Regions from separate parts of the Homo sapiens genome. Here region 1 is linked to region 2. Evidence: chromatin contacts called from ENCODE Hi-C data. All regions are on one chromosome and are shown on one strand. The core of a region is the stretch at or near the end of the contact, and the rest is flanking DNA. Distances in the headings are between cores, read along the strand shown.

Region 1 (2,700 bases), core at 51-2,550, 520 kb after region 2:
CATAATTTGATCATGATGGGAATCCTTTATTCTGTAATTCTTTAAGTCTACAATTTAGCAAAGCCAGTCCTAGCAACAGCAGAAAGATAAGCGTCAGTGGCAAGAGGCAGGATAAGAGCATATCAAGGCCATGTTTTCTACATCTCCCTCCCCATCATTGGATTTCAGGTACAATTAATTAACTGATGCCAAAAAAATAGCATGGCTAGGCGCAGTGGCTCACGCCTGTAATCCCAGTGCTTTGGGAGGCCAAGGCGGGCGGATCACCTGAGGTCAGGAGTTCGAGACCAGCCTAGTCAACATGGCGAAACCCCGTCTCTACTGAAAAATACAAAAATTAGCCGGGCGTGGTGGCGGACACCTGTAATTCCAGCTACTTGGGAGGCTGAGGCAGGAGAATCGCTTGAACCCAGCGGGCAGAGGTTGCAGTGAGTGGAGATCATGCCAGTTGCACTCCAGCCTGGGTGATGGAGTGAGGCTCTGTCTCAAAAAACCCCCAAAGTTCACTCAAACCAAAACCTAGACTGTCCCGCAGAACTTTTGGGGGAGTTGGGAGGTTGACTTCATGGGCACCTTCAACCATATGTATGCTCACACACGGATTGATGGGGAGAAAGAGGTTGACTAAGCTTTCCAAACAAAAATGGGAATACGGGACCCAGTAAATGGTCTTTGTCCAGCTTCTAGGAGGTAATGTGGTGCTGAAAATAGGAACACTTCTCAGATATTTCAATGTCTTATGGGAGCAAAGAGACAATATTTGAAAATGAGGCCTCCTACGCCGGGTGCGGTGGCTCACGCCTGTAATCCCAGCACTTTGGGAGGCGGAGGCAGGTGGTTCACATGGTCAGGAGATGGAGCCCATCCTGGCTAACACGGTGAAACCCCGTCTCTACTAAAAAAAAAAAAAAAAAAAAGCCGGGCATGGTGGCGGGCACCAGTAGTCCCAGCTACTCGGGAGGCTGAGGCAGGAGAATGGCGTGAACCCAGGAGGTGGAGCTTGCAGTGAGCCGAGATCACGCCACTGCACTCCAGCCTGGGCAACAGAGCGAGACTCCATCTCAAGAAAAGAAAAAAAAAAAGGAGAAGGAAAAAAAAAAAGAAAATGAGGCCCTCCTGCATTCCAGGACAAGTTAAATCACAAAAATTTCAATGTATTCACATTTTTTTCCAGTGGTGTTTAAGGACACAGATATGCTAGAAGCTGACTATTGCGCCAAATTTTGCCTCTGAGAGCCTCAGCACAGTCTCAGGGCGGCCAGATCAACCATCAAGAGCTCTCCAAGGTTTGGGTGTGTTGAAGTCAGGAGGCCAGGGTTTGTTTTCAGCCTCGAAGCCTCGAATCTCTCACAGCACTGCCAAGGACACAGAAAATAGTTTTGTGCAGTTCTATTTTTAGTACCTGCAAACCATACTCATTGGAAAAAGCAAGGCAGGAAGCTTCTAGACTGAGGATGGCAGAGTAAGGATAGCCCTGCTCAACGCTCCTCTCTGAAGACAGTGAGAAAATAAAGGGAAAAGAACGCCGTGTTCTGATATGTAGGAATGATCTTCAAACCAAACCACAACCCTGCCTCGTGGTGAGCGTGAGTAGTAGGGGGTGAGGAAGGCCCTAGAATAAGCCACCCTCGGGCAGCACTGTGGCATGCTGGCCATACTTTGTTTGAGGTTCCTGAAGATGTACATCTTGCTTGTGGTTGGCTGGACAGTCTGGTCTTCTCCTCTGACATTTCATCTAACACTAAAATGTCTGGGGTAAAGGGGGCCTGGCAACGTGTGACCCCACCTGTGCCCCCTTGACTGGTGGTCTCAGAATGAGACTTTCACACATGAAATCCTTCCTTATTGTAATAACAAGTGGGAGGAGGAAGAGAGATGAGGGGCTATTCCCTTTTACTGAAAGCGGAAGTGCTTAGCATCTCAAGACATTTTGTTTTTCTTTCAGAGACAGGGTCTTGCTCTGTCACCCAGGCTGGAGTGCGCTGGCACGATCATAGCTCACTGAGCCTCAAACTACTGGACCCAAGTGATTCTCCTGCTTCAGATTCCCATGTAGGTAGGACTACAGGCATATACCACCACGCCTGGCTAATTTTTTAAATTTAATCTTTTTTTTTTTTTTTTGAGAGATGAGGGGTCTCACTATGTTGATGAGGCTGGTCTCGAACTCCTGGCCTCAGATGATCCTCCTGTCAAGGCATGTCTTAACTGCACAGACCCAAATCAGCGGCTGAGAATCAGAAGGGAGTGGAACCTGAAGGGACTGGTCTCCTTTATTCCAACCTCTCTCCTCGCCTCCTGGCCAACTCCTTACTAGGTGCCAAGGCTGGCTGTTGGCTGAGAAACCACACAGCCCCTCTATATTTGAATTTCTGGAACAGCATTCTTAGATGACTTCAGTGACCCAGGTATACTACCACTAAAGAAACATTCATATTTATTTCTCTAAATAGAAAATATTCATTCATTAGGGTTCAAATCTCTACGTATAGCCCCAAGAAATTGATCTTCAGATTAGTATCCTAGATGTGAACCTGTGGTTTCTTCTGTCAATGTTTATTGTCACAACTGATTTACTGAAAGATTTTATTTGTAATTCCTTGTACTCCAGGGTTCAGATGCTCTTCTACAGGTGACATTTGAACAACACAGGCTCAAACTGTACAGGTCCACTCACACTCAGGGTTTCTTCAGCCTCTT
Region 2 (2,700 bases), core at 9-2,508:
TAAAAATACAAAAATTAGCCAGGCAAGGTGGCACACACCTGTAATCCCAGCTACTCTGGAGGATGAGGCAGGAGAATCGCTTGAACCCGGGAGGTGGAGATTATTTGAAGTCCACGCCCGCCGACTGGACCTATGAAGCCTCCATGCACATAGTGAGTATTAGCCTGCACTAACACTAACACTAACAAACGCTACCAAATGTGCACTAACACTGCCAGATAACCTTTCTTCATGTTCCTGGTAAACTCACAATCCCACTGTTGAAGAAATCAAGTTTGGATTGTGTTTAGAATAGTGCTTTTGGAAATACTTCACTGATGGCATTCCAATTGGCCATGCTCAGCCAATTGTTAGAGTTGGCTATTTATGAAGGATTGAAGAAAAATACTAGAAAATATAGCCTCACTTTATTTTATATAAAAGTTAAAAATTAATATCCTGGTTGAGCATGGTGGCTCACACCTGTAATCCTAACGCTTTGGGAGGCCAAGGCTGGGGAATTGCTTGAGCCCAGGAGCTCAAAACCTGTCCAGGTAACATAGCAAGACCCCCATCTCTACAAAAAGTCAAAAAAAAAAAAAGCAATGATGGCATGCATCTGTAGTTCCAGCTACTTGGGAGGCTGAGGTGGGGGAATCACTTGAGCCTAGGAGTTCAAGACTATAGTGAGCTATGACCAAGCCACTGTACTCCAGCCTGGGTGACAGAGTGAGACCTTGTTTCAAAAAATAAAATAAAGTATCTTCCCCCACCCTTGATAATATTTCCCTGTGAGCTGGTTTATTTACTATACATATTATTAAAACAAAACATAGAAACAGTTTAGATAGACACTATCCCCTGTGACTGTCATCAACTCAATCTAGTTAAGTTTTAACAAGAAACAAGTTCATTTATCACATTAAAAACTAAATATTGATATATATCATGTTGTTCAAAACTAGTCTAGGTATTTAATGTGGGTATTTCAATGGCTATTTCCACCATTTCACTCTTTGTTTAGTTTTGTTTATACTGATAATGAACATTGTGCAGTTTTTACTTTTTCTTCACGTTTTTTGATTTATTAAAATATTATTGCTAAATCTAATAATAAAACATTCAGACTTGTATTTTGTATTTTTATACGCTTTTCTAATCATTTATTTGTATTTAACAAAAGTAGTGATCCACAACCCATTGGAAATAACCACAATTTGAGAAGCAATGCAGTCGCCTTTGATATTCCCGAGATGGACACTAGGTGGCGCCCAAGGATCTTCTTCCTGGCTGGTTGCGTGATCTTTGCAATGGCACGCTGGTCATAAGGCGCTTGGCAGTGTATAAGTGATAAGGCGCTTTTCCAGTGTAGACGGGCAGAATTGTCAGACCTTTCCTATCTATCAAGTCCACAGAGAAGGCAACTCACTCTCCTTTGTAGGGGACATCTATAAATAATTGAAGTTGACTTACACAAATGAAGACATTTTCATGTTTTGCCTATTGTTGGGAGGCTTCCCAGCTGAATAGAAGTAATCTCTAAACACCAAAGCTGTTACAACTATTGTTATATCAAGAAGACTATTTGAGAGCCTTTGTTCAATAATAGTGACAGGAGCCAACCACATCCGGGCCAAATTATAAAGGAAATCTACAAAGTCTTTTCAATGCCCACATCTCCCAGAATCAGGAGGGCAGTGGAATGGCAGAACAGAATTCTGAAAAATACCTGGCTGATATCAATCTATAAACGAGACCTCGAGAGGCAATCCTTGCATGCAGTCCTCATAAATATGAGATCCACAGTCAACAGAAAGACTCTCCCACACACAATAGACAGCCGAGTACAACACTTCCGGCTGCTCCCCGGGAGCCACTCACAGGACACTCCTATATTTAAACATACATTGAATGCTATTTAAAAACACACATGAAATATATCAAAGCTTTCCATTAAGAGATCTGAGAATCCAACCCTGATGAGCCCTGCCACAGCTACAACCTATGTGAAAGTTCAGCAGAGAAACTTATTCCTTCAGCCTCACTAGGACAGTGCTAACAAAGACCAGCTTATCACCAACACATAAATTGTCAAAGCCTTTAGCTTTCAATACGTTCTTCCCCCTCTAAGACTTTTGCACCACTGGGGCAGACAGCAAGAAGAATGCAGACCCGTCTATGGCCAAGGGCAGACCACAAGAATGCAGACCTATGGCCAAGGTTGACATCAAGAATGCAGACCTGTCTACGGCCAAGGTCGACATCATCCCTTGAGATGACTTGTCAAGGTTTCCAGGCCTGCCACTTGTGACTAGAAGTCTGATTTCCAACTTGTGTACCTGCCTCGAGAGTTTGCTCTGGCCATTCTTCAAGTTTGTCAGCCCAAGTCCTCAAAAACTTGTAAATCTCCCCATCCAACTCTGACCTTGTTTTGCTTGGGGTTGAACGTGCTAGGAATGAATACCCACTCTGTCAAGGAGAATGCAGTGGAACAGCAGCCACTGGAAATCATCCCTGCGTGGAGATAGGCAGTAGCCCTAGTTATTGCCAATAACCTCATGTTCCTACTGATAATCTTGATCATCTTTGGTAGTGAGACAACACAAAGAGATCATGTAGCCTTGGAATAGATACAAGTTTGCCTATTAAATCGGGGGGTCAAACTGTGAAGATCCCTTCTTTCTTGGATTTTTTTGCTAGTTGATGATTTTAACAGTTGTT

Evidence for each region. A loop is a pair of places that touch in the nucleus more often than their neighbours do. Pooled maps may share reads with other maps.
Region 1: a map of mammary epithelial cell shows a loop between it and region 2 (5-fold over the local background). The contact joins two enhancer-like sites. A Hi-C loop is called at or near these places in 5 of 168 maps with a recorded cell type or tissue (K562, OCI-LY7, mammary epithelial cell and 2 more), 2 of 37 single-sample maps with no recorded cell type and 10 of 50 pooled maps.

The regions. Positions count from the first base shown.
Region 1 is chr5:32,094,122-32,096,821 of GRCh38, reverse strand. All of the region lies in intron 21 of PDZD2 (PDZ domain containing 2), which reads right to left. LOC105374711 (a long non-coding RNA gene) reads left to right here. Exons shown (of 4, transcript XR_007058716.1): 4 at 1-2,700. Among named protein-coding and RNA genes, the nearest start is that of GOLPH3, 79 kb to the left of the region's middle. Within about 2 kb of position 1,300, at least 4 of the 41 ENCODE cell types and tissues checked have a DNase peak (open chromatin) inside an H3K27ac peak, as active enhancers do.
Region 2 is chr5:32,611,814-32,614,513 of GRCh38, reverse strand. No RefSeq gene overlaps it. Among named protein-coding and RNA genes, the nearest start is that of SUB1, 28 kb to the right of the region's middle. Within about 2 kb of position 1,258, at least 3 of the 41 ENCODE cell types and tissues checked have a DNase peak (open chromatin) inside an H3K27ac peak, as active enhancers do.